Linked DNA regions of Homo sapiens: region 1 is linked to region 2. Evidence: read pairs that join two places in POLR2A ChIA-PET (ENCODE). Cell type or tissue: HepG2. All regions are shown on one strand. Each heading gives the region's core, and the rest is flanking DNA. Links, peaks and the distances in the headings are about the cores only. Region 1 overlaps CACNA1G (calcium voltage-gated channel subunit alpha1 G). Region 2 overlaps ABCC3 (ATP binding cassette subfamily C member 3).

Region 1 (10,297 bases), core at 2,298-10,297, 60 kb before region 2:
CTGGGGCAGGAGAAGGGTGTGGAGGGTGGTGGGCGGGAGCCAAGCGGGCAGCACACAAACCCTAGGCTCCTCCTGGAGGCTCCCGCCCTCCGTCCTGGATGCTGAGCGAGCAGTCACTGCCCCTCCCCAGGGATGGCTGCCCACACTCACCCCACAGGGCCACCCCAGCAGACGGGCCAGCTTAGCCATGCCCTGCTCCTCCAGCCTGGTCTGGCCTCCCCTTCCTGACTCATAGGTTCAAGGCTAAGTTTTCTGTTTCCTTCCTGTTTCTTTCTTACCCTTGCCCAACTGCCAAATCTCTTTCCTACCCACCCTTTAACCTGCCTGATTCTCTTCCATCTCTCCATCCTTTTATCTTCTCTTTACCGCTCTCTCTCTCTCCCCCCGCCGTGGGCTCTGCTCATTTTCCATCTCCCATCTCTCCTTCCTCCTTCGCCTTCCCTCTTCCCCACCCCCTCCTCTTTTTCTCTTTGTTGCTGTGTGTGTTTTTGTGTGTGTGCACATGTGCATGTGTGTTGTCTGGGTGTCACCTCTTTCTCCTCTGTTTCTCTTGTCAATCCCCTTCCACGACACTTCCCATCACTGCCCTCTGACCCCTGCTCCCCTGCCTCTCCGGCTCCCCTTACGGGCTGGCTCCCCAGGACAGGCAGCTGTTTGACACCATATCCCTGCTGATCCAGGGCTCCCTGGAGTGGGAGCTGAAGCTGATGGACGAGCTGGCAGGCCCAGGGGGCCAGCCCTCTGCCTTCCCTTCTGCCCCCAGCCTGGGAGGCTCCGACCCACAGGTTACTGTGCCCCTGTGCTGTGCCCTCTCCCCTGACCGTGCTGGGCTGTGCCACGCTGTGCCATGCTTCTGGGGAAGCTGGGAGTGTTCCTGCCCACTGGGTATCTGTAGAAAGTGCAGCCTTGGAGCCTCAGTTGAGTGCAAGAGGCAGTCAGGGGTTCTTCTAGACTGAGATCACCTCCAGAAAAGAGCTGGAAGGCAGGGCTGCTGAGATTGCCCCTCTGATGAGAAGGGTGTGTGGAGGAGGAGCTTGGGGAGGGGAGAGGGGATTTGTAAGAATCTGGAAGAGAAAAGAGGGGATGGGGCAGAAGATAAGTTAGCAGGGGGACCTTAGGGGGTGGAGGGAAGGAGGTATCAGATCCAGGGAGGAAGGCCTCCAGAGACAGTGTAGGTGGCCAGGGAGCCCGCTGCCAAGCTGCAGTCTCTCTATCTGCTCGTGTCCAGCACACACTTGCCAGTCCTCAGTTTGGTGGCTTTTTAAGCCATGGAGCCCACTGGGCATGGTGAGTGCTGTCAGGAGCCACTGATTTCTGTCCTGAGAGAGATAGAAGGCTCCAGCTGGGAGTGGATTTTGAGAACTTGGTGTGAAATAGGACTTGGCTTCCTGCCCAAGCCCAGCCCCTTCCCACAGCGCCACATGGCCCTCTCCCCCAGTCCCATTTAATTCCAGGTCTTCTGCTTTCTGGGCTGTTCCTGCCCTCCTCCCCTCCCCTTGATCCCCTCACCACGACCCACTACCACGTGAGAGAGGGCCCCACCCTCCCTCCACCTAGGTGAGAGGCTGCAGACCCGGAGTGGAGACAGGTGTCAGCTGCAGATAGAAAAGCCGAGTCCTCCAGAGGCCCTTTTGGGTGGTGGGGCAGGCAGGTTCTTAGGAAGCCTTTAGCCTGATCCCAGAAAAATGGACAGTGATCCTCATGTGGGAAGGGACCTTGCCTCTTGTTGGGATTCAGTCTCAGATCTGGCAATGACCTAGAATGATCAGTGGGAAAGTGAGTCCCTTTCCGAGGCCTCCCCTTCCTGAAAGAGGCTCACAGGGAAAGGTTGTGGGAGAAGAGGACACGATGGGAAGGTGATGGGGTTCTGGGAGGGACGGTCCAACTGTCCCCTAGCATCCTGTGGGCACTGAGGCAACCCCCTGGGTCCCAGGTGAGCCAGCCAGATGGTGTGGCAGCCCACCCGAGTGCGCCCACTTCAGGCTAACGGGAGAACATCTCCCAGAGCCCAAGTTGGAGAGGGCGGGCGGGCTGCAGGCAGGCGGAGGAGGGCCCACGAGGGGAGAAGCCAGAATCTGGGGGCAGGCCAAGTCCTGCCAGGCTGTTGGAAGCCGAGAGAATAGGCAGAAAACAGCCGTCAGATTGGTGGCATTGTCGCCGGCGCCCCCCGTGCCGCTCTGTCTGTGCCGGGAGGAGAGACAGTGCTTTGCTGGCCTTTCTTCATTTTTTTTTTTTTTGGTATCATCTTTTTGAGAGTCGCAAGCCCTCGGTCCTCCCGCTCCCTCCCTGGGTGGTGGTAGTGTGGGAGGGGCTGGGGAGGCTCCTGGGGTATCTTTAGAATGCGTTTCTGTGTCTCCTCGCTTTGTCAGTGTTTGCTCTGGCTCTTCAGTGCCTGCCGCAGCCTCTCTGATCAGAGCAGGGGGTTGAAGTGGGTGCGGGGAGGCACTGTCAGCTTGTTTGGGGAAAGGGTGGGGAGAGAGAAGGGATGCCTTTTTCCCGCCCCCCTGTGCTTCGTGAAAAGGGGGAAGTGGGGACTGAGAGAGAGCGCGTGTGTGCGTGTGCACGCGCGTGTGCGCTGTCCTGGTTTCTCATGCCTGATCATCTCTCTCCCTGTCTAGATCCCTCTAGCTGAGATGGAGGCTCTGTCTCTGACGTCAGAGATTGTGTCTGAACCGTCCTGCTCTCTAGCTCTGACGGATGACTCTTTGCCTGATGACATGCACACACTCTTACTTAGTGCCCTGGAGAGCAATGTACATACACACTGCCCTCACTGCTCCCGGCCACCCCCGGGGCTGGACTGGCTGCAGGGCTCCAGATCGGCCCAGGGAGGGTCCTGGGGCCGCCTCCTCTCAGTTTGCTGCCAGGCTCCACCCAGAGGCATCAACTGTCAGGACCTCGGTGGCCCACGCTTTGCTGGCACAAGGTCTTCAGGTTCCCCACTGGGGACAAAGAGATTAGATAAGTTTAAATTGGGGCCTTGCCCTGAAGGGTATAGGAGCAGCGGCAGCCATTATGAAAAAGTGAATCCAGACACCCAGGAGTGACACGGCCCAAAACAGGTGTCATCAGAGTCAATCTATGAATTTGGAGCCCTGTGCAAGCCAGCCCTCCCTGTGCCTGTTCCCCTCCTCCCCACCCCACCCCACCCCCCAACAACATGAGACCTTCACACCACGTGGTGGGTGAGAGCCGCATCTCTGCCACCGCTGCCATGCCCTTCTTCACTTGGAGCGCTGTTCCTGTCTCCTCCGTCACTGTCCCCGTGTGTCCCTGCGTCTTCACCAAACTCAGTGGGGTGAATGGGGCTTCTCTGTGCTCTGATAGCTTCCCTACCCTTTCCCTTCTCCAGCTCCCGTCCCTTCTGACTGTGAGCAGCCCCCTCCTCTCCACTGTTCCCCTCCTGTTGTCAGAGGAGGGCCCAGCTGAGGCAGGGACTGGACCACCGGCTGGGGTGTCCCTAGGGGTCTTGGGTGGCTGGCAGTAGTGGAGCCTGGGGCTGAGAGGGGAAGCAAAATAAGATTGTCCTCCAACTTAGCCATCCTCAGGCCTGCTGGGGCTATTTAACTGGCTGGGCCTGCATGGCGACAGGGCCCCTACAGCCTCCCTGGGAACAAGGGGTGAAGGGTTCAGGGGGAAGGGGGTCACAGAGTGATGGAGAAACCTCTTGAGAACAAACTAGGCTCCCTCATGCTGGAGTCCAAGGCTGAGTACCTCCCTTCTCTGAAACAGAGCAACAACCCCACTCCCACCCCGAGTCTGTCCACTAAGGGAGCAGCTGAATTTGGCCTCCACCCTCACCTGCCAGAGTTATTGGTTAAAGTGGAGGTCAGGGAGCCAGCTGTGACATGCCTCTGGTGGTCATCTGCCATTCAACTCACCTGAACCCAACCCAGGCCCTGTGCTGGGACCTGGGGCTGCTGTAAGAACTGGATGAACAGCCTGCAACCTGCAAGCTCTCCTGAGCTGCCTGGTCCCTGCTCCTTGGGAGGGTCCTCTCCCCCTCACCTCCCCCACTGACAGCACAGGGTCGTAGGGGCTGCTGTTGGCTTTTTTTTTTTTTTTTTTTTTTGAGACAGGGTCTCACTCTGTTGCCTAGGCTGGAGTGCAGTGATATGATCCCAGCTCACTATAGCTTTGACCCCCCCGGCTCAAGCAATCCTCCCACCTCAGCCTCTGGAGTAGCTGGGATTACAGGTGCCACGCCACCATATCCAGCTAATTTTTTTTTTTTTTTTTTTTTTTTTTTTTTTAGAAATGGGGTTTTGCCATGTTGCCCAGGCTGGTCTCAAACTCCTGAGCTCAAGCGATCTGCCCACCTTGGCCTCCCAAAGTGCTGGGATTACAGGCATGAGCCACCAGCCACTGTGCCTGGCCTGCTGTTAGCTTTTAATCCTCCCCTGAGCTGCTCTGGGTCAGGGCCCCAGCCCATCCCTGTGGACACCGGGACTCCCTTCAGAGCCTCTAAATGGGGCCTTTAGAATCAGCTTGTGAGCCACCTGCAGGGCTGGGGGCTGGGGGCTGCTCTCCCTTCTCTGGATACCTCCCCGCCCCTCCACCACCACAGTGGGAGCTTAAAGGTGATACAATGTGTGCAGTTTTGCAGGGGGTGGGGGGCAGGGCCTGCAGACTCTCCCGGCTGCCCAGACCCCCTCCTACCTGCTTCCTCCCCGCGTGTGGAGGGCTCATCCATGTGTCTGCCCCTCTCCCCAGCCATGCTCATGCCCATCTCTACCTTGTCCTGGGAGGGCACGGGGGTGAGGGCTGGGCGGGGGGCGCTGCTGCTTTCTGTTGTCAGCGCTGCCTCAGTTACCAAACCCACGCACACCCTCTTCCTCCACCTCCCTCCCCTGTTCCTTTTGCAGATGCAGCCCCACCCCACGGAGCTGCCAGGACCAGACTTACTGACTGTGCGGAAGTCTGGGGTCAGCCGAACGCACTCTCTGCCCAATGACAGCTACATGTGTCGGCATGGGAGCACTGCCGAGGGGCCCCTGGGACACAGGGGCTGGGGGCTCCCCAAAGCTCAGTCAGGTACCAGGGCTAGAGCAGGCCAATTTGGCTCACACAGGGAGATTCCATCCTGGCCTAAGCCAGTCCTGATCTGAGGGGATGGGGAACTGAGGCAGCCAAAGAGGTATCTCTGACCTCAGGGGAGCCTCCAGCCTGGGGGAATGGCTTTGAGTCCAGGGGGTAAGGGTAGAGGCCCTGATGAGGGGGAGAGAGTGGAAGGGAGGGCTCAGGTGAGAACCTGCTCCCCTGAACCCTCCAGCTCCATTCTCTCCCCCCACCCCTCCCCCGCTTCCCTCCCTCCACAGGCTCCGTCTTGTCCGTTCACTCCCAGCCAGCAGATACCAGCTACATCCTGCAGCTTCCCAAAGATGCACCTCATCTGCTCCAGCCCCACAGCGCCCCAACCTGGGGCACCATCCCCAAACTGCCCCCACCAGGACGCTCCCCTTTGGCTCAGAGGCCACTCAGGCGCCAGGTGAGCAGATGTGGAAAGGCAGGCACAGGCCTGGGGGCTGGACCCTCTGCTGCTGGTGATGACCTGTGTTGACACTTTCATTCTTCCAGCAAATATTTATTGTGTGCCAGTGATGTGCCAGGCTCAGTTGCAGATACCAGGGACACAGTACTGGGCAAAGCAGAAGTGGTCTGTGCCTTCTTGAAATTTGCACCCAGTTCCTTGTTCCACTGAGGAGGCCTGGAGACCAGAAGGGGTAGTGCTTGCCCAGGGTCATGCCTATCTGGTCGGAGGTAGAACCCCAGTCTCTGGTCTTTCCTTCCTCACCAACCAGAGCTGCCTCCCAATTCTTCTCCCCACTTTGGACTGAGCTATGGGGCACAAGGCAGGTTTTAAGTGTCTTCACTTTTGGCCAAGCCTAGGGCCCACCTTCCAGAGCCCAGATTCTTTTTTTTTTTTTTTTTTTTGAGTTTCGCTCTTGTTGCCCAGGCTGGAGTGCAATGGCACAATCTTGGCTCCCCGCAACCTCCGCCTCCTGGGTTCAAGTGATTCTCCTGCATCAGCCTCCCGAGTAGCTGGGATTACAGACATGCGCCACCATGCCTGGATAATTTTGTATTTTTAGTAGAGATGGGGTTTCTCCATGTTGGTCAGGCTGAGCTCGAGCTCCCAACCTCAGATGATCTGGCCGCCTCGGCCACCCAAAGTGCCGGGATTACAGGCGTGAGCCACCGCGCCCGGCCCCAGAGCCCACCTGTGATAAGGCCACAGCCCATGCCATGTGTGTGTCCTGAGGCATGAGCGTGGACACATGAGAATCTCAATCCCACATGCTTGGGGGAGCAGGCACAGTCCTTATTCATTCTGCAAATAGTCACTAAGCAGCCTCTGTGTGCCAGGCACTGGCGACACAGCCCCTGCCCCCTGAAGCTCACAGTCTAATAGTGGAGACATGCCTGCCATCAGATCATTGCAGCCTCAGCTCACAGCTGCCAGACACCTATGTGTGGAGGGCAGCAGGGACACAGAAGGGGAAGGGGTCGGTTTTACTTGGGGACAGAGACTGTCACACACTGTGTCACAGAGAACCTGAGTCCGTAAAATCGAGGGATTCTTGCCAATCAGGAAGGGTATTCAGAGCCAAAGGGGAAGTCTAGGCAGAGGCGGGGAGGCGTGAAGGAGCCAGCTCAGTGAGCAGAGATGGCCTGGCTTCTCTCATATCCCAGGAGGCAGGGGCTGCAGAGAGAGCGATTCTTGCAGGCTTAGGGGAGACCAGAGCATGGGGGAGGGAAGACAGGGTTTAGTGGGGAGAGAGGAGGCATGGTGGACAACAGAGGTCAGGCTGCAATGACCCCTATCTACTAGTAAGAGCGGCTACCAGGACCTCTGCTTAGGATAGTCCTGCTGTGCCTGGTGGTGGTGGGCAGGGGGCACAGCCAGCTTGACAGGAGGGCTAGTCCATGCTGGAGAGGAGACTGCTGGGCTGAGCCCTCCCCCACCCCATATAGGCAGCAATAAGGACTGACTCCTTGGACGTTCAGGGTCTGGGCAGCCGGGAAGACCTGCTGGCAGAGGTGAGTGGGCCCTCCCCGCCCCTGGCCCGGGCCTACTCTTTCTGGGGCCAGTCAAGTACCCAGGCACAGCAGCACTCCCGCAGCCACAGCAAGATCTCCAAGCACATGACCCCGCCAGCCCCTTGCCCAGGCCCAGAACCCAACTGGGGCAAGGGCCCTCCAGAGACCAGAAGCAGCTTAGAGTTGGACACGGAGCTGAGCTGGATTTCAGGAGACCTCCTGCCCCCTGGCGGCCAGGAGGAGCCCCCATCCCCACGGGACCTGAAGAAGTGCTACAGCGTGGAGGCCCAGAGCTGCCAGCGCCGGCCTACGTCCTGGCTGGATGAGCAGAGGAGACACTCTATCGCCGTCAGCTGCCTGGACAGCGGCTCCCAACCCCACCTGGGCACAGACCCCTCTAACCTTGGGGGCCAGCCTCTTGGGGGGCCTGGGAGCCGGCCCAAGAAAAAACTCAGCCCGCCTAGTATCACCATAGACCCCCCCGAGAGCCAAGGTCCTCGGACCCCGCCCAGCCCTGGTATCTGCCTCCGGAGGAGGGCTCCGTCCAGCGACTCCAAGGATCCCTTGGCCTCTGGCCCCCCTGACAGCATGGCTGCCTCGCCCTCCCCAAAGAAAGATGTGCTGAGTCTCTCCGGTTTATCCTCTGACCCAGCAGACCTGGACCCCTGAGTCCTGCCCCACTTTCCCACTCACCTTTCTCCACTGGGTGCCAAGTCCTAGCTCCTCCTCCTGGGCTATATTCCTGACAAAAGTTCCATATAGACACCAAGGAGGCGGAGGCGCTCCTCCCTGCCTCAGTGGCTCTGGGTACCTGCAAGCAGAACTTCCAAAGAGAGTTAAAAGCAGCAGCCCCGGCAACTCTGGCTCCAGGCAGAAGGAGAGGCCCGGTGCAGCTGAGGTTCCCGACACCAGAAGCTGTTGGGAGAAAGCAATACGTTTGTGCAGAATCTCTATGTATATTCTATTTTATTAAATTAATTGAATCTAGTATATGCGGGATGTACGACATTTTGTGACTGAAGAGACTTGTTTCCTTCTACTTTTATGTGTCTCAGAATATTTTTGAGGCGAAGGCGTCTGTCTCTTGGCTATTTTAACCTAAAATAACAGTCTAGTTATATTCCCTCTTCTTGCAAAGCACAAGCTGGGACCGCGAGCACATTGCAGCCCCAACGGTGGCCCATCTTCAGCGGAGAGCGAGAACCATTTTGGAAACTGTAATGTAACTTATTTTTTCCTTTAACCTCGTCATCATTTTCTGTAGGGAAAAAAAAAAGAAAAAGAAAAAATGAGATTTTACAAGTGAAATGGAACCTTTTTATATATACATACATACATATCTATCTATCTATCTATATATATATAAAATAAAGTAATTTTCCTAAATAAAAAGCTAATCACGGTCCAGAGTAAAAGCAAAAGGGATGGAGAGTTAGGCACGTCCAGATGGCATTGATGAGAGAGAGATCCTGGAGATGGGGAGTGGGCGGCGGGGAGGGAAGCTTCAGGGCTGCCTCTTTGTGTGTGTATGAGTGTGTATGTGTTTGTGTATATGAGTGCGTGTGTGTATATGAGTGTGAGAGTGTGTGTGTCTGAGAGTGAGAGAACCTGAACCCCTTGCTGTGGAAGGCTGCACCTCTAGCCTGCCCTCCCCAGCCGTGAAGGAGAGGAGGAGCCCCTCCGCCTGGTGCAGGCTGGGGAGGCAGGGTCTCTTCTGCTGCTATCAAAGCTTTACAGCTTCCTCTAGCTAGGCAGCTCAGTGAATGGGAGTAATTCCAGATTAACTCTTATTTCTGCTGACAGCTATCAGCCGCACATTGAAAGCTGGAAATTGGCATAATGAAGCTGTTTTGGTTAATGGGGCCGACTGAGGCTGGGGGAGGTTGCCTCAGAGGCTGCAGATCTGGATCTGTGGGTTGGTGGGGGAGGGGGGAAGTGTTTCTGGGTTTTCCTTCCTGAAGCTTCAGCACGGATTTGCCACACTTCTGGCTGGATGCGTGACCTGAGCTGTCTGGACTTCAGCCTCCTGCCTTGGGGGCGGGCTTAGCTGACTGGCATTACAGGCACTGTCCGATGGGGACCTCGTCCACCTGCCCGCAATGGAATTAAACCGTGTCAACGGAGTGGGCTGTGCTTCCTGAGGATGAGAGTCCAGGGCTGGGCGTCCAGAGGCAACCTCCTGGTGGAGGTGGTAGGGTCAGAGGCCAGGTGCTGAGTGGGGAGCTGGCCCCCTGGGCGGTGATGAGCGAGCGCTCAAGATGTTTACATGCACTGCTGCTGCTGCCTGCCTAGCGGGAGCCAGTGGAGGAGGGAGGTGTGAAGGTGGCCAGGGGCAGGCAGACAGGAAGAGGGGGAGTGGCGTGGCCCAGGCCACCTGTCTGGTGCTACTGCAGACAATATTCTCTTGTCTGAAATCTTGGTGCCAAGAGGTGGTGACCATGGGTCCAGCCAGCCTGTCACCTAGCCACCTCCCAAACATCTGTCCCAATCCCACTCCCTTGAACAGCCCCCTCCCCTCGCCCCCAGGGCCTTCAAACCCCAGGATTGGATTGGGTTTTTGAAACCTCAGTGGCAACGCTCGCTCACAAACCGTCTGATCCGGTCAACTGGGAGCTGGGGGCACCAGGCTGCCGGGCGAGTGGACCTGGAGGCGTTGTCCAGCATTGTTTTCTAAGCTGGGTGAGAGCTTTTCTCATTGCTCTTTTGGACAGAACTCATACCGCTCCTTGAAGCCAAAGCCTGGTTTTATCCTTTTAGGGTGTGCAATAATGTCAAACTTTTTCCTCTGGCCTCCTTGGGTGGGGAGAGGGAGTGCTTGTAGGAGCTGCCATTTAAGATAAAAAAAGCAAAGCTGTACAAAATTCCTAGAGTTCTGTCACCTGGATCTGCAGACTAAGCTTTTATATTTTTGTAGAATTCTATAGCTGTCTATTCCCTAATGACGTTGGAGGGTATGGGGAGGGGGTTCTGGGATCTTTCATTCTCCTAGTGGTTAGAAGATTCTGGGTCAAGGTGAAGCCAGAGAGCTGGACTCCTACCCCTCCCCACTCTTCCAGCACCCCCTCTCCCCGCTCCCGACCACCAGCCCAGCAGCACTAGAGTACTGGAGAGTTGCTTAGGTTGAGTCTTAGCATGCCTGGTTCTTTGTGCGTTCCTCTTCCCCTGGCCTCCTCTTCCCAGTAGGGACCAAGGAATTTGGGGTGAACTTACTATGCTTTTGGGTTGCTCTGTAGAGATCTGCAGGGACCAGCCCAGT
Region 2 (8,000 bases), core at 1-8,000:
AGGTTGCAGTGAGCCGAGATTGCGCCACTGCACCCCAGCCTGGATAACAGAGTGAGACTCTGTCTAAAAAAAAAAAAAGCTTGCAGGAGAAAAATCACTGAGTTGACAAGTTTATAACCACACACCACGGCTGCATGTTCCTGCTTTGCTTCCCCAAGAAGCCCATGTTCTCACGTTCAGAAAGAATTCTGTTGAATAATCTCTGTCCTCAAACCCCACATCTCCCTCCTGCTCAGCCATCGACCTTGCCTGACACCTCCATAAAAAGTAGGTTCTAAGACGTGAACTCCCTCAACCTTCCTGCCTCTCAGTCTTTAAACCCGCCTGTGTCTCCTTCACCGTTGTCTCCTTTTCACTTTTAGCAGGAATCATCCCTTTCTGTTTCAAAGCCCAGCCCCTCCATTTCTTCTCATGGCCGCTTGAGGACCTGGCTTCCTCAGTCCCGCCCTCCATCTCCTGTCATTCTTGCTCCCTCTGTTGGACGCTTCCCATCCACATGCAAAAATATTCCATCACATCTTCCATTCCAGACACACACGCAAACCCTCCCCCCTGCACTCCACTGCCCCATTTCTCTGCTCTCCTCTGTCATGAAGCATGGTTTAAAGTATGGTCTCTACAAGCTGCATCCGCTTCCTCATCAGCCTTGATGTCATCTGCCTCCTGCAGTCCTCTTTCTGGCCCTCGCTCCACGGAGACAGCTCACCAGTGACCTTCCTGGTTCCAAATCCAGGGGACGCTTTTCTGTTCTCGTCTAATTCAACCTCTTAGCAACGTCCCAATAAAATGACCTCTCCCTTCTTCTTGGAGTCCTCGTGGATTCCGTGGCCTGCATTGCACCCGCCAGTCCACCTGCCTGACCCCAGCCTGGCTTCCCCAGGCATCACCCTCTGGCCCCTCACCCCTCACTGTCTGGGAGCTTCCAGTTCCCCTGCTTCATGTCTAGCAGCCCAGTTCCTGCATGGATACCCATGCTCCTGTCTCTGTATCCTATAAATGTCTGCCCTCAACCCCACGGCCCGTTCTCTGACGCCTCCTTGAGAGACCAATCTGTGCCTGCTGCTCTGCTTTTTCACCTCTGGCCGCGTGGTTTCTCCTGCCTCGAAGCAGGGCTGGCTCCACAGGAATAGTCACAGCGTCCCCACTCCCGGAAGAACTGCGCGTTTAGAGTAATGCTCTGCCGTCAGTGCCTTGACATTCTCCATCATTCTTCAACAAGAAGCCTCAGGTTTTCATTTTGCACTGGGCCTCCCAAATTATGTAGCCAATCCTATCTCAAAGCCACCATCATCTTATGCCCTGCCAGTCTATTCTGCTTGTAGCTGCCAAGAGATTTAAAAAAAAAAAAAAAAAAAATCAAATCACGTCATTCCTCTGTGTACAGCCCTCTAATGGCTTTGCATCTTAATCAGAGTTAAAAAAAAAAAAAGTCCTTAAAATGGCCTGCAAGGCCCTACATGATGGAGCCACCATTACCTCAGCCTCTTACCTCTTGCCTTTGCCAGTGTGCTCCAGAACACACCTAGAGCCATTTATGCCTGCTGTTCCCTCTGCCTGGCATGCCCTCCCTCCAGATATCCACTTGGCTTGTTCCCTCACCTCCTTCGGGTCTTTACTAAAGTCTGCCTCCTCCAGGAAGCCTTCCCTGACCACCCTGTATAAAGCAGCAACACTAAGCACTTCTTGGCCCCAGCACTCATCACTTCTTGCGTTGTATAGATTTGCTTATCTGTTGATTATATGCCTCCCTCTACTAGAACATAAATCTCACGAGGGTGAGGACTGTTTCAATGGGGTACCATTGTGTCCCCACTGCCTGGCACTGGGCTGCCACCCAGTAACAATGAATGGGTAAAGGTAATGAGAGGGGGAGTTAGGGCAGGCAGGGAGGGCACTTCAAGGAATATAAGGTGTGGCACAGTGGCTCACACCTGTATTCCCAGGACTTTGGGAATCCTCCTAGGCAGGAGGATCCCTGGAGGCTAGGAGTTCGAGACCAGCCTGGTCAACACAGCGAGACACAGTCTCTTCAGAGTTTTTCTTTAAAAAATTAGCCAGGTGTGGTGACACAGGCCTGTAGTCCTAGCTAATCAGGAGGCTGAGGCAGGAGGATGGCTTGAGCCCAGGAATTCAAGGTTGCATTGAGCTATGATTGCACCACTGCACTCCAGCCTGAGTGACAGAACAAGAACTTGTCACAGAACAAAACAAGTTAGCCAGGCATGGTGGCATGTGCCTGTTGTAGTCCTAGCTACTAGGGAGGCTGAGGGAGGAGAATCGCTGGAACCCAGGAGTTCAAGGCTGCAATGAGCCATGATTGAGACCCTGTCTCTCAAAAATTAAAAAAAAAAAAAAAAAGGAACATGGGCAAGCAGGGAGACTGGGAGGGGAAGGACAGGGGAGTGTTGGAGTAGGTCTGTGGGGAATAAAGTCAGAGGGATAAAGGAGTCATTGAACACAAGGCTGAGCCACAGGGGTGCCAAGGACCCTCCCAGGGACCATAGTTGGGGAGGATTGAGGGGCCTTGGGGGAGAGAGACCGAAAGGTGAAAGAGGGCTTCACTGGGCAGCTGATGTGACCCCATCTGCCCCTCCTGCCAGGCGCCCTGGGTGGTGGAAGGCAGCCGCCCTCCCGAAGGTTGGCCCCCACGTGGGGAGGTGGAGTTCCGGAATTATTCTGTGCGCTACCGGCCGGGCCTAGACCTGGTGCTGAGAGACCTGAGTCTGCATGTGCACGGTGGCGAGAAGGTACGCGTGGGGTAGGCGGGCCTGCGTGTGTGTTCATGCCTGCAGACATGGCCACAGCCCTTGTGGGGAGCTTGGGTCTTTTGAGAGCACAAGTGCTCCAGCCACATGTTTGTTCGGCCTCCAGGAGAGTCCTGGAGATGCGCCTTTGACCTCTCAGCTTCCCCCTCAGAGCCCCTTCCCTTCTCCGCCCAGGTGGGGATCGTGGGCCGCACTGGGGCTGGCAAGTCTTCCATGACCCTTTGCCTGTTCCGCATCCTGGAGGCGGCAAAGGGTGAAATCCGCATTGATGGCCTCAATGTGGCAGACATCGGCCTCCATGACCTGCGCTCTCAGCTGACCATCATCCCGCAGGTAGGAGCCTGGCATGGGCTGGCCACACTCACCAACGGCCCTGGAGGCAGGCCCCACCTTGTTCTGTAGCTTTAGGATGGAGACTGGGACCCCAGTCTCAGAGGCTTGGGCAGGTGGGGAGGGACAGACAGCAGGAAGCAGAGCCATCAGTGAGCCACCCGTCATGGATCTGGAAAGCTCAGACTTACCCTGCCCAGTCAGGCCCTGTCCTTTGACCTCCTGGGCCAGCACATGGGGAAGGACCCCTCCAAGAACCCCTTCCCCCGAGACATTCTGCCCTGGTCTTTTTGCGCAGCTCTAATTACATTTCACTTTTTCTGTCTCCTCCGGGGTATTTTTTGTTTCTGCCGAGTGGACACTTTGGAGTCAGATTAGTGGCTCTGGTTCCTGCTTCAACAGAGGTCTTCGTGATTGGCAAAGCTGAGGTTTATCACTCCCCTACAGGCAATTTTCTATCTCTTTGGCCATTGTGTCCTCTGGGGAGCTGGAAACAGAGTGGGAATGCTGCCACCTTAATCCCTCTCTTCTTCCCTGGACCTGGGGCCTATGGCTCCTCATAGGGCCTAAGCTGCCTCCCTCTGAGGCCACGTTGTATCCCCAGGACCCCATCCTGTTCTCGGGGACCCTGCGCATGAACCTGGACCCCTTCGGCAGCTACTCAGAGGAGGACATTTGGTGGGCTTTGGAGCTGTCCCACCTGCACACGTTTGTGAGCTCCCAGCCGGCAGGCCTGGACTTCCAGTGCTCAGAGGGCGGGGAGAATCTCAGGTAAACACTGGGAGTGCAGAGGTCAGGAACTGCAACCCTCCCTGGGAAACCCTGGCGGGTGCTGGGAAACCTGACACCAATGACACAGAGATGAGGCCAGCCCGGATGTGCACAGGGCTGTCCTTTCGTATTGAGCATATTCCGTGTGCCAGGCATGGTGTACTGCCCCGCCGACTCCTCACACAAGCCCCAGCGGTGGTCCATGATCCCACTTCACCGGTCAGGGAACTGAGGCTCAGAGATGGTAAAGGGCTTGACCTAAGTTGCACAGCTGGGAGAAGGCAGGTCTGGGATTTGAACCAGCTCTGGGAGATTCCAAAACCCTTTGAGGAAGCCCTCTCCCCTCCAGAGCTTTCTTACAGCCCCAGATTTTATGTCCTCAGCCACTGGGCTATGCACTGGAGGGGCCAGTAGTCACCTCTTACTGAGTCTAAAGGTTGGAGATACCTATACCTGTGCTAGCTGTGTGATTTGGGGCTAGTTGCTTAACCTCTCTGTGCCTACTTTTCTTTCACTCTAAAAGGCAGATAATAACAGTCCAAACCTCTTTGCATTATGCTGCCCAATAAAAAACAAAGCAAGTCATGCATATGAAGCTAATGTTTTTTTCTTATAGCCACACTTTTTAAAAAGGAAAAACAAGCAAAATAAACTGTAATACTATAACTTATTTAGCCCAATATATCTAAAATATTATTTCAACACATCATTGATATAAGTATTAGAAATATTTTGCGTTTCTTCCTACAAGTTTGAAATCCAGTGTATATTTCACATTTACAGAATGTCTCAATTTGGACTAGTCACATTTCAAGTGCTAATAGCCACATGGGGCCAGTGGCTACCACCTGGACAGAGCAGTGTTAGGGTCAGTGTGATGACAGGAAAAGCGCTTCGCTTGGATGCTCCTGTAAAATGTCAGCTTTTCCCCTCCTCCCTTCCCTCCATCTTCTCCTCCTCCTCCTCCTCTTCCCTATTTTCATTTTTATATTCAGTCCATACTCATGCACCCTCCCCAGACCTCAAAAACTAAAACAAGGCCAGGCACAGTGGCTCACGCCTGTAATCCCAGCACTTTAGGAGGCCAAGGCAGGTGGATCACTTGAGGGCAGGAGTTCAAGACCAGCCTGGCCAACATGGTGAAACCCTGTCTCTGCTAAACACAAAAATTAGCTAGGCGTGATGGCGGGCGCCTGTAATCCCAGCTATTCGAGAAGCCAAGGCAGGAGAATCGCTTGAACCCTGGAGGCGGAGGTTGCAGTGAGCCAAGATCTCACCACTGCACTCTAGCCTGGGTGACCGAGCGAGACTTCGTCTCAAGAAAAAAAACTTTACATTTGCCCAGCACTTAACAATATTCAAAGCACTCTGGCCTCCACTTTCTCCTTTAATCTTTACCATGGTCCTGTGGGCCAGAAACGAGCCTCCACGGTTTGAAATGATTTCCTCGCAGCAGTTCAGCTGGTAAGGGGCAGAGCGGGGACTCTGGCTCTGTCCCAAACCTTTCCTTGCTGTATCACAGCCACCTCCCTCACCTGGACAACATTCCCCAAGGCCCCTCATTATCCCAAGGGTGGGACTCCCTTGCCACCCACGCAGCCCTTAAGACTAAATATGCATCTTAAGTGGCTCTCACTTACATAACCACGTGGGGGTGGCTGGCGGACAAACATGGTCTCTCCAGACCCTGTGCCCCATGACTGTCTCTTGCTTGATCCATTCTTCTCACCTGCTTGCTCTCAACACTTCCCCCAGAGCATGCCCCACCCCGACACATGCCGTGATCAGAGACAGAAATCAGCTCCCCTCCTCCCTCACTGAGCTTGTAGCCACTTTAAGTATAACCTGTGTCCTGTGCCAGTTCCACCATAAATCAGCCCTGAGTTCTATCCGGCGGCTTATTCTGCTGCCAAAACCTTCATTAGTTGCGGGAATGGGCCAGGGAGAGAGCCCGGACTTTACTCCGGCTGTGGTGACTCACGCCTTTGGGAAGGGCTGAGGTATTTGTCCTTGGATGTGGGGATGCTGTGGCCTCTGGTTGGGAACACAGCCTCGTTTTGTCTGCTGGCTCTGGCTTCCAGAGCAGGAGGCTGAAGGCGTGTGTCCTGCTCCTCCTTTACCTCCTCAGTGACCAGACACAAAGAGTCCCCGGGTGTTCCTCTGCCCTGCCATTTTCTTGTCCCAGAAGCAGAGCCCTGGCCTGTATTCCCTATGGGGTGGGAGGTGACTGCCTGAATTGTGTGATATTAGGCTCAGCAAGATGGCATCGTGTGGCCTATTTGCAAATATCCAAGAAGAGCCATGCAAGTATGTTCTTACTAAGGTGTAAATGGCTGATAGAGTGAAGCAGAGAAACATCACGGCACTAGCTGAAAAGCAAGGATGGGGAAGAAAGCACCGAGAGAGGAGGCCAAGGGTGCCAAGAGCAGACCAGGGATTTCACAATGCCTTTTAGCACTGGCTCATTCCCCAAGGCCCCTCATTATCCCAATGGTGTCCAGACCTCTGCTCCGTTCTGGAGGGCTGGGCTGTGGCAGAAATGGGAGAAGTCAGACAGAAAACCAGTCCTGGGCCACTGAGGAGTGAAACAGGTCTGGGAATGAGGCCCAGAGGCAGGTGGGAGGCCCCCAGCTGGAAATGCCTGCCTTCTCCACTCCCAGCGTGGGCCAGAGGCAGCTCGTGTGCCTGGCCCGAGCCCTGCTCCGCAAGAGCCGCATCCTGGTTTTAGACGAGGCCACAGCTGCCATCGACCTGGAGACTGACAACCTCATCCAGGCTACCATCCGCACCCAGTTTGATACCTGCACTGTCCTGACCATCGCACACCGGCTTAACACTATCATGGACTACACCAGGTGGGACACGGAAACCTGAGCAATGGGGAACCTGGTGGGGCCACCTGGGGCATCAGGAATGGGCAGGGCAGATTAGGGTTATCTGAACAAGGCAATGTTCCTGGGATTGCTAGGGCATGGCAGGCAGAGCAGAGTTTCCCAAGATCTGGATAAGGGGCAGACCAGAGTGGGGTGGCCTGGGCTCAGGGGTGGGGTATACAATGACATTTTCATTTTTCTTCTTCTTCTTCTTTTTTTTTTTTGAGACAGAGTTTTGCTCTGTTGCCTAGGCTGGAGTGCAGTGGCTCACTGCAGCCTCAGCCTCTCGAAGTACTGGGATTACAGGCGTGCACCACCACATCCGGCTAATTTTTGTATTTTTAGTAGAGACGGTTTCACCATGTTGGCCAGGCTGGTCTCGAACTCCTGACCTCAAGTGATCCACCTGTCTCGGCCTCCCAAAGTGCTGGGATTACAGGCGTGAGCCACTGCGCCCAGCTTCAACAATGACATTTTCTAACACATGGGGAAGGGCACACTGGGCTCCACAGGCACTGTCTTTGTGCACAGGCCACTTGCATCCTGCCTCCTCCATGAGGCAATGTAAGGGGAACTGGAGGCTTCATGCTGAGTCCCATCACTTCCTAAGAAACCTGCTGGCAGAGTGCCTGCATGTCCCTCACCTTATTGGTGTCTCACAGCCACTCTGGTCACAGATGAAGAAGCAACTCAAGTGGCAGCTGGACCGTGACAGCACCATGAGGAGCTGAGCCTTGTGGGGAGAGCACTGTGTCTGGAGTCCCAGGCTGCTGTGTGACCCTGGGCAATTTGCAAAACCTTTCTGAGCCTGTTTCAAATGAAAATGATGCTTCGTGGGATTGTCGTAGTCAATGAGGGCTGGGCACAGTGGCTCACACCTGTAATCTCAGCACTTTGGGAGGCCAAGGAGGGCGGATGACTTGAGGTGAGGAGTTCAAGACCAGCCTGGCCAACATGGAGAAACCCTGTCTCTACTAAAAACAAAACAAAACAAAACAAAAACAAAAATTTGCCGGATGTGGTGGTGCATGCCTGTAATCTCAGCTACTCGGGAGGCTGACAGAGAATTGCTTGAACTCAGGAAGCAAAGATTGCAGTGAGCCAAGATTACGCCAGGACACTCCAGTCTGAGTGACAGAGTGAGACGTTGTCTCAAAAAAAAAAAAAAATGGTGGCCAACGCGGTGGCTCACACCTGTAATCCCAGGACTTTGGGAGGCCGAGGCAGGCAGATCATTTGAGGTCAGAAGTTAGAGACCAGC

The links. ChIA-PET counts read pairs that join two places held together with the same protein. Peaks named below come from ENCODE experiments on the same cell type or tissue, not always from the same donor. Only the 100,000 strongest peaks of a DNase experiment are listed, where the experiment ranks them.
Region 1: POLR2A ChIA-PET joins it to region 2 with 70 read pairs; 20 of 35 experiments call an interaction of 5 or more read pairs at or near these places.

The regions. Positions count from the first base shown.
Region 1 is chr17:50,619,042-50,629,338 of GRCh38, forward strand. CACNA1G (calcium voltage-gated channel subunit alpha1 G) reads left to right here. Exons shown (of 38, transcript NM_018896.5): 34 at 642-785; 35 at 2,619-2,753; 36 at 4,866-5,034; 37 at 5,319-5,488; 38 at 6,976-8,433. The coding sequence ends at 7,710. It overlaps LOC101927253 (a long non-coding RNA gene), which reads right to left. Exons shown (of 2, transcript XR_243718.2): 2 at 7,989-8,299. Among named protein-coding and RNA genes, the nearest start is that of ABCC3, 11 kb to the right of the region's middle. RefSeq lists an enhancer at 6,508-7,280. In HepG2, for the core only: CTCF peaks have their summits at 7,267 (motif pointing left) and 9,072; DNase peaks (open chromatin) are centred at 7,270 and 9,100; H3K4me3 peaks cover 2,142 bases; H3K27me3 peaks cover 3,371 bases.
Region 2 is chr17:50,681,010-50,689,009 of GRCh38, forward strand. It overlaps ABCC3 (ATP binding cassette subfamily C member 3), which reads left to right. Exons shown (of 31, transcript NM_003786.4): 27 at 2,601-2,747; 28 at 2,940-3,098; 29 at 3,700-3,866; 30 at 6,527-6,721. Among named protein-coding and RNA genes, the nearest start is that of ANKRD40, 23 kb to the right of the region's middle. RefSeq lists an enhancer at 3,639-4,125 and a silencer at 6,339-6,633. In HepG2, for the core only: a CTCF peak has its summit at 459 (motif pointing left); DNase peaks (open chromatin) are centred at 462, 3,912, 5,862, 6,462 and 1 weaker place; H3K4me3 peaks cover 2,281 bases.